2 separate regions of the Homo sapiens genome follow, and region 1 is linked to region 2. Evidence: chromatin loops called from intact Hi-C (ENCODE). Cell type or tissue: IMR-90. All regions are shown on one strand. Links, peaks and the distances in the headings refer to the core of each region. The heading gives the core; the rest is flanking DNA. Region 1 overlaps MMP24-AS1-EDEM2 (MMP24-AS1-EDEM2 readthrough). Region 2 holds the start of GDF5 (growth differentiation factor 5).

What was found. A loop is a pair of places that touch in the nucleus more often than their neighbours do. Peaks named below come from ENCODE experiments on the same cell type or tissue, not always from the same donor. Only the 100,000 strongest peaks of a DNase experiment are listed, where the experiment ranks them.
Region 1: a loop joins it to region 2, with 4 times the contacts of the local background. A loop is called at or near these places in 3 of 110 quality-filtered maps.

The regions. Positions count from the first base shown.
Region 1 is chr20:35,264,484-35,272,808 of GRCh38, forward strand. It overlaps MMP24-AS1-EDEM2 (MMP24-AS1-EDEM2 readthrough), which reads right to left. Exons shown (of 15, transcript NM_001355008.2): 2 at 7,522-7,662. MMP24 (matrix metallopeptidase 24) reads left to right here. Exons shown (of 9, transcript NM_006690.4): 6 at 2,722-2,936; 7 at 5,277-5,415; 8 at 7,086-7,352. Among named protein-coding and RNA genes, the nearest start is that of MMP24-AS1-EDEM2, 9.5 kb to the right of the region's middle. In IMR-90, for the core only: CTCF peaks have their summits at 460 (motif pointing left) and 4,976 (motif pointing left); a DNase peak (open chromatin) is centred at 4,978.
Region 2 is chr20:35,435,489-35,443,813 of GRCh38, forward strand. GDF5 (growth differentiation factor 5) reads right to left here and starts at 2,740. Exons shown (of 2, transcript NM_000557.5): 1 at 1,810-2,740. The coding sequence starts at 2,440. RefSeq lists promoters at 2,441-3,195, 2,660-2,913 and a silencer at 3,605-3,664. In IMR-90, for the core only: a CTCF peak has its summit at 3,712 (motif pointing left); DNase peaks (open chromatin) are centred at 2,773, 3,703 and 7,713; H3K27ac peaks cover 1,531 bases.

The DNA.
Region 1 (8,325 bases), core at 262-8,261, 170 kb before region 2:
GAGTTTGAGACCAGTCTGGCCAACATGGTGAAACCCCATCTCTACCAAAAATATTAAAACAAACAAACAAAAAAATTAGCCAGGTGTGGTGGTGGGCAAGTGAAATCTCAGCTACTTGGGAGGCTGAGGCAGGAGAATCACTTGAACCCAGGAGGCAGAGGTTGCAGTGAGCTGAGATCGCACCACTGCACTCCAGCCTGGGCAACAGGGCGAGACTCCGTCTCAAAAAAAAAAAAAAAAAAAAAAAAAAAAAAAGAAAGAAAAGGTGAAAGATGAGAAGCTACTGCTATCTAGGTAAGATATGAAAGGCCTCCTACACACCTCTCTCCCAGTTCTGTTCACACTGGTATGTGAGGTTCTTGTTCTGGTCAAGTCAGGTGAGCTAGGGAGACCAGTTTACTTGAGCAAATGCTTGTCAAGACAGCACAGGCACCCACAGCCCACAGGCTACGGAGCACAGAAGGAGGGCTCCCTCTGGAGGAGATGACCCAGCCAGAGCCCTGGAGGACAGGCAGGACCTCCACAAGTAAAGCAGCAGAGACCAGGTGGGGGCTGTGGGTCCCAGAAGCTATTCCAAAGGTAGAACAACAGGATCTGCTGACAGATCAGACATGGGGTGAGAGGAAGGAGGGAGGGTCAAGGATGCCCCCAGGGTTTCCAGCTTTTGTAATTGTGAAGCAATAGGGTCCACCAGTCTGCAGCTCAAAATTCTAGGCTGGAGGCCGAGGCGGGCGATTACCTGAGGTCAGGAGTTCAAGTCTAGCCTGGCCAACATGGCAAAACCCTGTCTCTACTAAAAATACAAAAAATTAGCCTGGCATGGTGGTGCACGCCTATAATCCCAGCTACTTGGGAGGCTGAGGCAGGAGAATCACTTGAACCCGGGAGGCGGAGGTTGCAGTGAGCTGAGATCACACCACTGCACTCCAGCCTAGGCGACAGAGTGAGACTCCGTCTCAAAAAAAAAAAAAATCTAGGCTGGAATACTTATTTGGGATCTTTGTTGTTCAATACAGTAACCACTAGTCATACACTAGTATGTATTAAATAAACTACTATTAAATAAACTAGTATTAAATTTCATAGTAATGAAATTTAAATTTATATTTATTAGGCCGGGCGCGGTGGCTCAAACCTGTAATCCTAGCGCTTTGGGAGGCCGAGGTGGGAGGATTGCTTGAGGCCAGGAGTTCAAGACCAGCCTGGGCAACAAAGTGAGACCCCTGTCTCTACCCCCCCAAAAATATATTAAAATTATCATTTCAGTTATAGTTCTTTAGTGGGTCTCAGTCACACTAAGAACTAGTCATTCATCTTAAGACCTCAGTAGCCATATGTGGCTGTGGCTAGGGGCTACTGTAGTGAACGATGCAGATATGGACCATTTCCATCATCACAGAACACTCTACTGGACAGCTCTGATGCAGGTCTGTAAAGCCATGAGCCTGGATGAGACCACCTAGAGCAGTGATTCTCAACTTGGCTGCCCTTTGGAATTACCTTGGGATTCTAATAAAAAAACACAGACACCCAGCCCTCAGCTCTAGAGATTTGGTTTTATTAATAGTTGGGTATTGGGCGTGGTGGCTCACGCCTGTAATCCCAGCACTTTGGGAGGCCAAGGTGGGTGGATCACTTGAGGTCAGGAGTTCAAGACCAGCCTGGTCAACATGGTGAAACCCCATCTCTGCTAAAAAAAAAAAAAAAAAAAAAAAAAAATCACCTGGGTGTGGTGGTACGTGCCTGTAGTCCCAGCTACTTGGGAGGATGAGGCAGGAGAATCACTTGAACCTGGGAGGCAGAGGTTGCAGTGAGCTTAGATCACGCCACTGCACTCCAGCATGGGGGACGGAGCGAGACTCCTTCTCAAAAAAAAAAAAAAAAAAAAAAAAGTTGGAGAGCTGGCCTGGTGCTTCCTGAACATCCAGTTTGAAAAGCTCCCAAAGGTGATCCTAATATGCAGCCCAAGTGAAGAAGCACTGACCTAAGGATGAAAATGTAGAGACGGAAGAGAAGAGGACCCAAGGGCACGCCAGCCTCTAGAGTAGGGCAGATGAGGACACGCAGCCAGCAAAGGAGACTGAGAAAGAACAGCCCATGAGGCAGGAGGACAACCAAGAGAGTGTTTCCAGGAAAGTGTTTCTATGAATCTTGCTGCTCAAAATGTAGTCTTCAGACCAGCAGCATCAGCATCACCTGAGAGTGTGAAGGAATGCAAACTCTCAGGCCCCACCCCAGGCCCTCTGAGCCCTCATCTGCATTTTAGCAACATCCCCAGATGATGCATGTGCTTATTAAAGTCTGAGTCAAGTAACCATTGGATGATCTTGGCAGAGCAGTTGGAGTGGGTGACGGGTAGAAGCTGCACTGGGGTGGGAAAGAGAATAAATGAAGGGGGTGAGGAAGTGGGGCCAGTGCGTGTGAAGGGGGCAAAGAGGGTATGGCCTAAGGAAGAGCGCTGACCCTAAGGAAGGACATGATTGCTCTGTAACAGGAGAGAGAAAAGAGAAGATACCAGATTCGGGGATGGAAAGATGAGAGTCCCATTCTAATGGCTATTTTCATCCATTTTCTCAAAGACTGGGGGAGTTAAACTGGGGAGAGGGAACAGGAGGCTGAACTGGGACAGACTTGTCTCAGAGCTGCCTGGGTGATGCTGAGACTGGCAATGGGAGGCGGGAAACGGCTGCCCCCTCTCTAAGATGCAGCTCCTCTCTCCAGGACCCCCAGCCGAGCCTCTGGAGCCCACAAGGCCACTCCCTACACTCCCCGTCCGCAGGATCCACTCACCATCGGAGAGGAAACACGAGCGCCAGCCCAGGCCCCCTCGGCCGCCCCTCGGGGACCGGCCATCCACACCAGGCACCAAACCCAACATCTGTGACGGCAACTTCAACACAGTGGCCCTCTTCCGGGGCGAGATGTTTGTCTTTAAGGTAGGGCCAATGGATTGGCACCACCCAGCTGGCCCCTGACCTTTCCTCCTCCTCCCCGACATCATGGAGCTGGGGAAGGCTCCTGATTTGGGATTCGATTACAATGGGGCCTGGACAGGAGCTAGCCCAGTGGCCAGGGCATGGGGTCTCTTCCTAGTGCTGCTGGGTGAATCAACTGTTCCCAAGAGGGAGGGGGAAAGATGGGTGATCCCTCACCTCCCCTGGGGTTAATGCTGGGAGAAAGTGCTGGAAGCTGGCTTCTGGTCTGTGACCACCCTTCTTGGGACCTCAGTTTCTCCATCCGAAACCTGGGGGAGTCATTCCTCTAACAAAGAGTGTGTGAAGATCCAGTGAGTACCCGGCTCTGAAGATGGTCAACTTGGAGTAGGGGCTAGGTCAGTGGTGGCTGAGTCTGACTCCAGACCCTACCAAGGCTTGAGGGGCTGCTACTGGCAGCAGCCCAGGGTATATCTTGTCATCTGTCCTCCATCAGCCATGGACTGACAGGGTGGCAGTCTGCTTGACGTGTTGCAGGTTGGGCTCTCGGGGAGTGAACTCTGAGGTGGGGTCTGGAATGCAGGATTTCGATTAGAGAGTACTTTCAGAATCAACATTTGTGAGGGGGAGAAGGAAGCAGGACAGGGAAGAGGGAGAGGTTAAGTGGCAACAGAGGCCCATGGCAGCCTCAGCCACCCCCGCAGGGAGCTCTGGGGCTACGGTGGCCTGTCACTCAGCCTACGTTGGGTCCAAAATATCTGGAACATTATAACCCCTACCTCATTCAATCACTGGATGAGGAAGGGCATCCAGTGACTGAGGAGAGCTCTCTGAAGCAGGGAACATCCCCAAAGGGGCTGACAGTTGAAAACTGCCTGCTGGCCACACTGCTGGCCACTGGGGCAACAAGCCCTTCTCTGAAGGGGATCTGGGCAGGGTGGCTCCATCACACAGGATGGTGAAAGAGGCTGCCTCGCTCCCCTTGTGGAGTTCTCCCAGCACGCACTGAGCACTGCGCAGGAATCGGGCAGCGTGAGTCAGCCCCAGTCTGGCTTCTCACTGAGTGGCTCTAGGCAAGTCACCTGGCCTTTCTTAAGACTCCGTATATCTCAGATCAACTTAACAGAGACATGAAAGTCAAAATAAGGTCAAAAACCTGGATGTGAAAGTGCTTTGTAAAACACCTTTTAAAATACTAGCTTTTGTACCATCTTTTACAAATCATGCTTCTTCTTCTGCACTCATTCTACTTTGATCCAACTGAACCGTTCATAGGCAGGTCCGGGTTTTATCATCCCCATTTACACATAAGAAAACTGAGGCCTGGAGGCTGGGCGCAGTGGCTCACGCCTTGCAATCCCAACACTTTGGGAGGCCAAGGAGGGCGGATCATAAGGTCAGGAGATCAAGACCATCCTGGCTAACATGGTGAAACCCCATCTCTACTAAAAATATAAAAAATTAGCCGGGTGTGGTGGCGGGCGCCTGTAGTCCCAGCTACTCAGGAGGCTGAGGCAGGAGAATAGCATGAACCTGGGAGGCGGAGCTTGCAGTGAGCCGAGATTGCGCCACTGCACTCCAGCCTGGGTGACAGAGCGAGACTCCATCTAAAAAAAAAAAAAAAGAAAGAAAACTGAGGCCTGGAGGCTACAGGCCTTGCCTAGACTGCTTGTGTACCAGCCCAAGACTGAGGCACCAGTTACAAGAGGCGTTTTTACTGGACTCGGACTATTTAGCTGCCATTTACTCAACATGGACTGTGTGCCCCGTACTGGTCTGGGCATTTTGCCTAGAATCTCTCATCTGATTCTCCATTATTACCTGCACTTGCAGGTGAGGCCTAGGTCATGCAGCTATAAATGGAGGAATGTGAATTCATGCCCAGGTCTCGAGGGAATTCCCATGACTTGGCTTCCATGATCCTGGCCCTGCTGGATGGAGCCAGCCTCATGGAGGGCGCTCGGCCCAGGCTCAGTGACCACCCCAGCCTCCCACTGTCCCGAGGACCAGTCTGGCTGATGTCAGTGACGCTCCACTGCCCCCATGTGGCCACTCCAGGCCCCAACATCATCCTTTCCGGCTCCCTCACACCTCCTTTTCCACACCAGGCCTGTCTGCTGTTTGTCTCATTGTCCACCCAGCAGCAAGAGTCAGCAGGAGGCTGAATTGAAGACAGTTACAGGAGCATCCTGTCTTCCTCCCAGGGCTTTAAAAGTCAGAAGCAGCTAATGGACAGTCTCGGTGGAGGGCTGGGCTGTTGGGACCTAAGCCCCACAGCTGCAATCACTGGGTTCGGAGGCAGGGCCTGACACACCTCTCTCCCCCTCTCCCGCTTCCTCCCAGGATCGCTGGTTCTGGCGTCTGCGCAATAACCGAGTGCAGGAGGGCTACCCCATGCAGATCGAGCAGTTCTGGAAGGGCCTGCCTGCCCGCATCGACGCAGCCTATGAAAGGGCCGATGGGAGATTTGTCTTCTTCAAAGGTAATGTAGACTGTGCTGTGGGACAGTTCCCTGCCCAAGGTCTTGGGACCTCCTTTTTCCCATCTAAACTGGAAGAGGCGGGGTGGGAGGCAGATGTCCTCAGAGGGCCCCTCTAGTCTAACGGAGACACTGACCTCTGACAAATCAAGTCAGAAAGTGAGACTGAGAATCTGTATGTGCCGAGATTGGTGGGGTGACCAGCTTCGTCCACATGAAGTAGAGTGTGGGACAAGCAATTGAAGACCACCCAGTACCTCATGGGAGGCCATCGGGTCAGTTCTGTAAGAACCCAGAGGGAAGAGGTCACTCAAGCTGGGGAGGTCGGGGGAGGGTGTGGGAGGGAGCTAAGGTGCCCACCCTGTACCCAGCACTGTGCTAGGTTGTTTCATGACAGTTATCTTGACTCGGGCCAGACCTCAGATGGGTGAGATACAGATAGTGAGAAGCAAGGAAGGCATTCCAGAGGGACAACGGCTGAATAAAGGAGCAGGGCTGGGATGTGTACGGACGGCCACAGGGCTTAGAAGGCCCACCTGATGGCCACGGAGGCCCCGCCTTGGAAAGCTGTGAGAAATGGCCCAGAAAGGTCATTTGGAGGCAAATCCTGAAGAGCCCTGGCTGCCAGGCCAGAATGTGGTCTTGATCCATTAGGCCAAGGCTGGAAATTCATGGAATGTTTCCGAGCAGCAGAGAGCCAGAGGGCAGGAGGTGACAGACATGGCAGGGGCAGGGCAGCCATTTCTGAGGTGGTTCTGGAGCGCGCCACTCATGAGGCCCAAATGAGGGAGGAGCCGTGCAGCTGAAGGGCAGGGGACAGCTGCCAGGAGAGTCAGAGGGCCTCAGAAGTGGCTGAATACTCGGCCAGGCGCAGTGGCTCACGCCCGAAATCCCAGCACTTTGGGAGGCCAAGGCTGGCAGATCACCTGAGGTCAGGAGTTTGAGACCAGCCTGACCAACATGGTGAAACCACGTCTCTACTAAAATTACAAAAACTAGCCAAGCATGGTGGCACGTGCCTGTAATCCTAGCTACTCAGGAGGCTGAGGCAGGAGAATCGCTTGAACCCAGGAAGTGGAGGTTGTGGTGAGCTGAGATCACACCATTGCACTCCAGCCTGGGCAACAAGAGCCAAACTCCATCTTAAAAAAAAGAAGTGGCTGAATACTGAGAGGAGAAGGAAAGAGAGGGTCAACAGTGAGGCTAGGACTCCCTGTTGGGGACCTGGGAGGCAGAAGGTGATGAGGAGGGAGCCCCTCTGTGGTGCAGATGAGGAGCTCTGGGGAGCCAGCCAATGCAGAGCTGCCGGTAGGCCGAGGGAGGTCAGGGTTTCTGGCTCTGCTGCTCAGGTCCAGTGGGAGAGCCTCAGAGTCGGGTGTCACTGGTAGCAGGTTTGGGGAGTGGTAGTGCATATGCAAAGTCATGTAAGTGGCTGAGATCACCAGAGAGGAGAGAGGAGCAAGTCACATGAACAAAAGAGGGTGGGACTCGGAGCCCAGGCAGCAGAGGCAAGTTGTCCAGGATCTGTGACTGGCCTCAGGCTTCGTGCCCTTCCCAACTCTAACTGGGCCAAGGGGCTGAGGGCATCAGACTGTTTTCACCTGACACCCTGAAGATGGGCAAACGGCACTGAGTGACTGGGGAAGCTGATCCTGGGCTCCTCTTGGCCACAGGTGACAAGTATTGGGTGTTTAAGGAGGTGACGGTGGAGCCTGGGTACCCCCACAGCCTGGGGGAGCTGGGCAGCTGTTTGCCCCGTGAAGGCATTGACACAGCTCTGCGCTGGGAACCTGTGGGCAAGACCTACTTTTTCAAAGGCGAGCGGTACTGGCGCTACAGCGAGGAGCGGCGGGCCACGGACCCTGGCTACCCTAAGCCCATCACCGTGTGGAAGGGCATCCCACAGGCTCCCCAAGGAGCCTTCATCAGCAAGGAAGGATGTACGTAAGGGCCGGGCCAGGGTGGGCATGGGGAGCCGGTTTTATGTGGTCCTCACCAGTGCCCACGGGCATACTCAGTGCCCATGGGCGTCCAGGTTTGAAAAAACACCTGGTGGCAGACAACTGCCTCATATCTACCCATGTTCACGTGGTCCATTAATTCACTTACCAGCTGCCAAGTCACACTTTTTCATCTGCAGGAATGATTCACGGCAGAGAGACGTTGTCATAGACTGACTTCATTCCTTCAGACAGCATTTCTCAAACACTTATCCTCAGTGTACTCCAGGGACGCCTTGAGTTACCCAATCTGAAAAGCAATGATGGGCATGCATGTTTCAAAGCCACTTTTTCACAGGGCTCGAGGGCAAGAAGATGGAAAGAAAACCTTCAAAAAAAATTTTTTTTTAAATTCTAAGAGATAAGGTCTCACTCTGTCGCCTAGGCTGGAATGCTGTGGCATGATCATAGCTCACTGCAGCCTCAACCTCCTAGTCTCAAATGATCCTCCTGCCTCATCAGCCTCCCGAGTAGTTGGGATTATAGGCACATGCCACTGTGCCTGGCTAATTTACATTTTTTTGTAGCAACAGGGTTTCACTATGTTGGCCAGGCTGGTCTCAAACTCCTGGCCTCAAGCAATCCTCCCACCTCAGCCTCCCAAAGCCCTGGGATTACAAGTGTGAGCCACTGCATCAAGAGAGAAACTTTTTATGTTTCCTGAACTCCTCCTAGAAGCCATGCTGGCCACCAGCCCCCACGACTGCCATCAGACACTCAGCCTGTCTCCCCACCAGCCTAGGAGCTTCTCAGGAGGAGCTGCTAGCCTGGCCAGATGCAGAGTGGGCCTCCAGGAGTGTTTGTTAAATAGATCTCCATTGATATGGTCAAAAACACAGACTCTAGAGCTGGACTGGCTGGGTTCGTAACCACCATAGTACCACTCACTATGAATCTGAGCAAATCTTTAATA
Region 2 (8,325 bases), core at 55-8,054:
AAAAAAAAAATACACGCTTTTCCAGAGGAGAATCCCAAGGTTCAGAGAAGTTAGATGACTTGCTCAAATTCTCAGCTGCTTCCACCATCCCTTAAAGGAGACCTTGGTGCTCTTGTTATGCAGATGAGGCACAGAGATGGGGAGTGACTTGACTAAGGTCACACAGCAAGTTAATGACAAAGCTGGTCCACACTGACCTACAGCCCAATTTTCCTGGCTTTCCAGTGCAAGGATTTTGTTGCCTATGTGTCTTACTCTCCTGAGCATGTGTGTGTGTTACAGTTGTATGCATGTGTGTGATTGGGTTCATATGTGAATATGAAAGAGTGTATACGTTAATGACGCATTATATGTATAAATGATTGGGCTTGTGTGACTATTTGAAGAGCACATATATGTCTGTATATGCATGATTGATCTTGTGTGTGTATGTAAGAAGGTGTGTGTGCACATGCATATGTGTGTGATTCGGCATGTGTGTACGTGTGTGATTCAGCACGTGTGTGTGTGAGTCAGCATGCATGTACATGTGTGATTCAGCATGTGTGTATAAACATAAGGCTATGTATGTGTATGTGAGAAGCTCAGTAGTATCTCCGAATCAGCATGCCCTCCTTCCTAAATTGCAATTTGCCATTGGGGAGCTTTCATATATTGCTCTAGAAGGTGACTAATTAGGCCTTTAAACTCCCCATCTCCCCCTCTCCAAGCTCCCTTAGTGCTGGGGGGCACACGGACTTATTTTATGAGCCCCCAAGGGGTCACAGCTTTCCCTGGCTGGGCAGGCAGCCAGACCACCTCCCCCACCTCAGCCAGACCTGCTGCCTCTGTGCCTCCCCCGCCCCCTGGCAGCCCCCTCCAGGCCAGCTCTAATGAGGAGCCTCTCCCACCCTCTGACCCCTCCCCCACCCTGCCAGCCTAGGACCAGAGCAAATGAGCTGCAGGCAACTTGAGCGACCAACAGCCCACCTCCCTCTTCACACTAGGAAGAAACTGAGGCCCTGAGAGGGGGAGGGACTTGCTTAGATCACACAGCAAGTGGAGAGGAAAAGCTGCAACAGTAACATTAGGTGGGCCGAGAGAGACAGAGGGGAGCAGGTAGTCTCTGGAGTTAATGAGGAGAATGAGGCATGTTCAGGACAGCATCTAAAGTTTTCATGTTGGAAGGGCTCTCAGAAACCACCCTGTCCAACCCCATATAGGTGTACAGATGGGAAAACGGAGACCCCAAGTGAGAAGGAGCTTTCCCAAGGTCATACTGCGAGTTAGGCCCTGGGTCTGCTCCCTCCCCATGTATCTGAACATCATTCCATGACTCCAAGATGCCCCATTTACTGTGTGCACCTCTCTTGCCTCCTCTATCCCCTTGCCTGAGGGCAAAGTTGCAGAAGCATGGGGACCTCAAGATTCATTTCTTTCTCTGCCGTCTGAGACCGCCTACAAACCTGTGAAGCTTGGAAAGTTCGGCCAGCCCAGCAGGTACAGATGCACAACTGAGCAATCAAGTCTCGGAATCTGGTCTCCAACTCTGCCACGAACTGGCAGGTCTTGTCTCTTCTCTAGGCTTTAGTGCCCACTCTGCACCTTGCAGGCGTTGGACCTGGTGCTTCCTAGGTGCCCTCCAGCCCTGATGTGTGGGCAGCCTAGGATCTGCTATGTGTGAGATATGTGTCAGTGTCCCCAGACACCCACCCCGGGCCAGATGCACACAGTGTCTCCCACCAGGGCAGTGCCAGGGCTTTGAAAGCCCCTCCATTCATGCAGATGCCCCTCCCTCTGAGCCGTGCCCCTGCCACCCCGCCCCCTCACCTTGCCCTTTGTCAATAAAGCTGGTGATGGTGTTGGCCAGGCCAGCCTCCAACTTCACGCTGCTGTTGCCTCCCTTTCTGTCAGCATCGGACAGCGTCCTGTACAGCGAGAGCATGTACTCGTGGGGTGTGATGGGGGGTGGGCGAAACGGCTCCTTGGGCTCTCGTGGGGGCCCGGGCTCCCTGGCCTTCTTCAGCAGGAAGGAGCTGGGGACAGATCCTGCTTTTGGGGGTGCCTTGCCTCCGGGAAGCTGTCCTTTTGGGGTCACAGTCCGGGCTGTAGCCTGCCTTGTTTGGGGAGGGTGTCCTGGCTTGGGTTCAGGGCCGCCCGGTCTGGGGGGCAGCTTTTTGGGTTCATCCTTCTTGGGCTGTGTCAGGCCTCCTGTCTGCCCGGTGCCTCCCTTTGCCCTGGCATTGGCATTGGTGGCCCCCCCACCATAGCTGTGACCCCCTGGCCTGAAGACGTTCCGGGCCAGGGGGGGCCTCTCCTTGGCCTCTGCTTTGGCCAATCCTGGCCTGGTCCCCTGGGGTCTCTGGCCCAAGTCAGGGGCACCCAACACAGTGCAGATGAATTCCAGGTCCAGCCAAGCCAGGTACCAAAGCAAGAAAGTGAGGAGTTTGGGGAGTCTCATCCTCTGGCCAGCCGCTGAATGACACCAAAGAGAACAGCGGCAGCAGCGAAGGTGCCTCTGGTTTGGCAGGAAAAACCATGAAAGGAGTGGACTTTCAAAAGCAGCGGCAGCAGCAGTAGCAGCAGAAGGAAAGGCTTTCTCCTCAGTCTGAGACTCTTGAAGTCTGCCGGGTGTGTGTTTGTATCCAGTCCCATAGTGGAAATGCTCTCGTATCCAGACGTGCACCGTCTCCAGTCAGCAGCTGAAAATAACTCGTTCTTGAAAGGAGAAAGCCGACCGCCCCCTTTCTCCTGCACAACTGACTGAGGGCTTGAAGGAGGCTTGTATAAGGCTGAGGGATTTTTCCAAGAAGGAAGAATGGCGTAATGCTGCCTGTGTGCTCCAGTTTTTTTTTCCCCCTAGTTTTGAATCCTTTCCAGTGAAAATACTTCACACACACACACACACACACACACACACACACTCACAGGCCTGCAGGTGCTCAGAAAAATCTTTTACAAACCTGAACTCAGGAATTGGAAACGGAATTCCAACCCAAACCAATTTAATTACTCTCTGATGTCATGCTGTCTAAACTCATTTAAGTGCGATATATTTATGTGAAAAAAATCACCGCTGCCCTTTCGAGGCCATGGCTCACGGGGGCTCCTGGCACAGAGCCCTGCAGCGGGACTCTAGGCTTAGGGGGCCTCCCCCTCCACAGGGCAGACTCAGGGGTCTTCACCTCCACCTCATGGAGCAGCCCACCCCACTTTCCCGAGGAGAGATGCTGAAGAATGAGCTCAAAGATCTTAAGCCCCAGAAGCATGGGGAGTGTGGGTTTGTAGTTAAGTTCTTAGAGTGTTTTTAAAGCAGTTTCAACTCCTGCATCTAGTCTGGGACCTGATTTGTTATGCGTGTGTGTGTGTGTGTGTGTGTGTGTGTGTGTGTGTTTATGTGCCTGTGTGTGTGTGTGCCTGTGTGTGTGTGTGCCTGTGTGTGTGTATTGGGAGTAGGGACAGCACAGATGGCAGCATTTACCCACATTTTCTTTTATTTTAATAAACTTGTGGTGACCCAGAGACTGAAAAATATCAGTGCCCACTACACCCCCTCCCTACCCCCAAATGCCATTGACTGAGTGCATATTCTTCAGGCTTGGGGGCACTGTCGCCCTTAAGTTCACTCCTTGGATGGCGGCAGGTCCAGGGTGTACCCCACCACCACCCCAGCAGAGACGTCCTCTGAGTTTTCTTAGACAAGACTGGCTGAGTCTGGGGCAGCAGCGGCCCCTACAGGAGGCTGGAAAAGCCATTTCCCACATGACGCTTTTTTTTTTTTTTTTTTTGAGACGGAGTCTCGCTCTGTCGAGTGCAGTGGCATGATCTCAGCTCACTGCAATCTCTGCCTCCCAGGTTCACGCCATTCCCCTGCCTCAGCCTCCCCAGTAGCTGGGACTACAGGCCCCTGCCACCACACCTGGCTGATTTTTTACGTTTGTAGTAGAGATGGGGTTTCACCATGTTAGCCAGGATGGTCTCGATCTCCTGACCTCGTGATCCGCCCGCCTCGGCCTCCCAAAGTGCTGGGATTACAGGCGTGAGCCACCGCGCCGGGCACAATTTCCCACATGATGTTTTTCTGGTAGCTCTGGAAGGTCTGAATTCCAGCTGAACTCAAGGGTTTCTTAAAGTGCCTCATTGAAGTATGGAAGATCCCTTCCTCTGGGGAACCTTCGCCGTAGAGCCCCTGGGCAACTTAACACAGGGTCAGCGGGGAAAGCTGTTCGCTTCACCTGAAATATCCTCCTCTCTCTCTCCCACAACTGGAGGAAGCACTCTACATCCTGAGAAGTTTAGCTGAAAATTTACCTCCTTCGGGAAGCCTTTCCTCGTCCCCAGACAGAGCCAGTTACCCCTTCTGTACATTTCTCTACAACAACACTTTTCACGCTGTAAGAAGGATGGCGGGGGAGAAGCAATAGTCAGATAGGCTTCCTTCTTTTTTTTTTTTTTTTTTTTTTTTTTGAGACAGAGTCTCACTCTGTCACCTAGGCTGGAGTGCAGTGGTGCGATCTTGGCTCACTGTAATCTCCACCTCCTGGGTTCAAACGATTCTCCTGCCTCAGCCTCTCGAGTAGCTGGGACTACAGGTGCACACCACCATGCCTATCTATTTTTTGTATTTTTAGTAGAGACGGAGTTTCACCATGTTGGCCAGTCTGGTCTCGAGCTCCTGACCTCAAGTGATCCACCCACCTTGGCCTCTCAAAGTGCTGGGATTGCAGGCATCTCTACCAAAAATACAAAAAATTAGCCGGGTGTGGAGGCAAAGGTTGCAGTGAGCCGAGATCGCACCACTGCACTCCAGCCTAGGTGACAGAGCTAGAGTCCATCACACACACACAAAATAAGTAAATAAATAATATTAATAAAATAAAAAAATTAAAAACAGACTTGTTCCCACTGAACCAGTCCTCTCTGGCATCCCTCCCTTCACTCCCTCCTCACCACCTCTGTCACTGCCCTGTCCTCCTCATTGCTTGCCTCGCTATGATTCTCCCCTATAACTGGCTTCTAGGCCTCCAGGCTCTCTCTGGTTCAACCCTCTACTAAAAGCTACCCATCAAACAAGTGCCAACCCACGTGCCACCTCCTCCATGAAGCCTTCTTGCATCCTCCAGAAAATGCACACTCCCCCTGAGCTGCCATCACACATTTTCTGTGCTCTTTTACATTTTTTGGCAGCTGAAAGTTTATTCAGTCTCTGCCTCTGCCCCCTATCCCAACACAGTTTGTTTCTTCCACTCTGTATTTTGTCATATTTTAAAATCATAACTTAATTCCTTATAACTATAATAATTTCTTTACATACCTGTCTCTCCCATTAGATTATGACTAGACTGTGCCATATTTATCTTTGAATTATACCCAGTGCTTGGCAGAGGGCCCAGCCCACAGCAGCTCTCAGTACGTGTTATATGAATAAATTAATCTCTAACTGGCCCTTATTGACAAAAATCATCATTTTCTACTTTGAGGTGTAGTTATTTGTGGACATAACCTGCCTTTCCCATTAGACTCTAAGTTTCTTGAAGGGAAGAATTGTCTTGCCACTTCTTAAGCATTTTGTAAGCTCAGAGAGTGAATAAATGAATGAGTTGAACAACCACAATGTCTCTGTACGTGGCTTGATAAAGAGCAAGGATTCTGGAGACAAACAGACCTGGTTTTGAAGCTTGGTTCTGCTATTTATGTATTGTGTGATCTTGGGAAGCCTCTAAACCCCTCTGAAACTCTAAACAGTGATAACGATAGTGCTTACCTCACAGGACTCTTGTTGGAGATTCAATGAAGTAAATTGCGGCCAGGCGCAGTGGCTCACGCCTGTAATCCCAGCACTTTGGGAGGCCGAGGCAGGTGGATCACGAGGTCAGGAGATCAAGACCATCCTGGCTAACATGGTGAAACCCTGTCTCTACTAAAAAAATAAATAAAATTAAATTGCATAAAGTGATCAACTATTAATGGCAATTGTTAATGATAGCTTTTTTTTTTTTTTTTTTTAGATGGAGTCTCACTCTGTCACCCAGGCTGGAGTACAGTGGCATGATCTTGGCTCACTGCAACCTCCACCCCCCGGGTTCAAGTGATTCTCCTGCCTCAGCCTCCCAAGTAGCTGGGACTACAGGTGCGTGCCACCACGCCCGGCTAATTTTTGTATTTTTAGTAGAGATGGGGTTTCACTGTGGTAGCCAGGATGGTCTCGATCTCCTGACCTTGTGATCTGCCTGCCTCGGCCTCCCAAAGTCCTGGGATTACAGGTGTAAGCCACCATACCCGGCCAATAATAGCTATTTTTTTTAAAGCACTTATTCCAGTCAACTAGACTCTGGGTTTTGTACTCCATTGCATTTATGTGTTATTTATCTTCATGACAATGCTATGAAGGTAGTGGTTTTCATTGTTGTTTTTTGAGACAGGGTCTTACCTGTTGCCCAGGTTGGAGTGCAATGGCGTGATCATGGGGCTCAGGTGATCCTCCCACCTCAGCCTCCCAAGTAGCTAGGACTACAGGTGCACATCACGATGCCCAGCTAATTTTTGTATTCTTTGTAGAGACAGGGTCTCACCATGTTGCCCAGGCTGGTCTCAAATTTCTGGGCTCAAGTGATCTGCCCGCCTTGGCTTCCCAAAGTGCTGAGATTACAGGTGTGAATCACCACATGTGGCCGAAAGTAACTTTTTTTATTTTTTTGAGATGGAGCCTCGCTCTCTCACCCAGTCTGGAGTGCAGTGGCGCAATCTCAGCTCACTGCAACCCCCGCCTCCTGGGTTCAAGGGGTTTTCCTGCTTCAGCCTCCTGAGTAGCTGGGATTACAGATGTGTACCACCACGCCCAGCTAATTTTTGTATTTTTAGTAGAGATGGGGTTTCACCATGTTGGCCAGGCTGGTCCCAACTCCTGACCTCAGGTGATCCACAAAAAAGCATTTTGTAAGCTCAGAGAGTGAATAAATGAACGAGTTGAACAACCACAATGTCTCTGTATGTGGCTTGGCCTCCCCTAGTGCTGGGATTACAGGCATCAGCCGCCGTGCCCAGCCCGAAGGTAACTCTTGATACCCGTCTTTTTTTTTTTTTTTTTTTGAGACAGAGTCTTGCTCTGTCACTTAGGCTAGAGTGAAGAGTGCAGTGGCTCAATCTCAGCTCATTACAACCTCTGCCTCCCAGTTTAAGTGATTCTCCTGCCTCAGCCTCCCAAGTAGCTGGGACTACCGATGCGCACCAAGACGCCCGGCTAATTTTTTGTATTTTTGTGGAGACGGGGGTTTCACCATGTTGGCCAGGCTGGTCTCGAACTCCTGACCTCAAGTGATCTGCCCACCTCGGCCTCCCAAAGTGCTAGGATTACAGGCATGAGCCACCATGCCTGGCCCAATACTCTCATTTTAAAGATAAATAAATTTAGGTTCAGAAAGGTTAAATTATTTTTTAAATCTAATTTTGGCTTCAACACATTTTATACCCAAAAAGCCTAATCTGGCCCCTAGAAACACTAGAAGTGATAGGGCACTGGGGAAAGTTACAGTATTCCTTTCAGTCAACGTCTAACCCAGTGGGCTGGGACTTTGGGGACATGGAGGAGTCTCGAGGCCAGGGCTATTGTTTGAGGAACAGGGAACTCCCAGAAATGGGCTGGGAGCAGGGAAAGGGGACTCTGAGCTTGGTTAGAAGGCCCTCTCCAGAGAGGAGCCCAGGGTTCCTGCCTGGCTCTCACTATAAAGGTGACTAATCACTTTGGTTCCCTCTGGTAATTGCAACCAGATGCTGCCGCTGGCAGTGCTTCAGTCCCGACATGTTTAATTACTGGGACACAGCGTCCCTGGGTCCCCCGTGTCCCCCAACCTCCCCCTCTCCTGTCAGCAATATTAATGTCAAACTTGAGGTAGAGGATGGGAGCCTTGGGAAGCCACTGACATGGAAGTAATCTCTGCAGCCCCTTCTGCCATGTAGAGCCTTTTGCTTTTATGTTTCCCCATCCATTGTCTCATTGCTGTTCCATAAACCATCCTTATAAAGTCAGTTGGCCAGATTATTATTATTATTATTATTATTTTTGGAGACAGAGTCTAGTTCTGTTGCCCAGGCTGGAGTGCAATGGCATGATATCGGCTCACTGCAACCTCTGCCTCCCAGGTTCGAGCGATTCTCCTGTCTCAGCCTCCCAAGTAGCTGGGACTACAGGCATGCGCCACCACCCCTGGCTAATTTTTGTATTTTTAGTAGAGACAGGGTTTCACCATGCTGGCCAGGCTGGTCTCGAACTCCTGACCTCAAATGATCCACCCACCTCAGCCTCCCAAAGTGCTGGGATTACAGGCGTGAGCCACTGCGCCGGCCGGC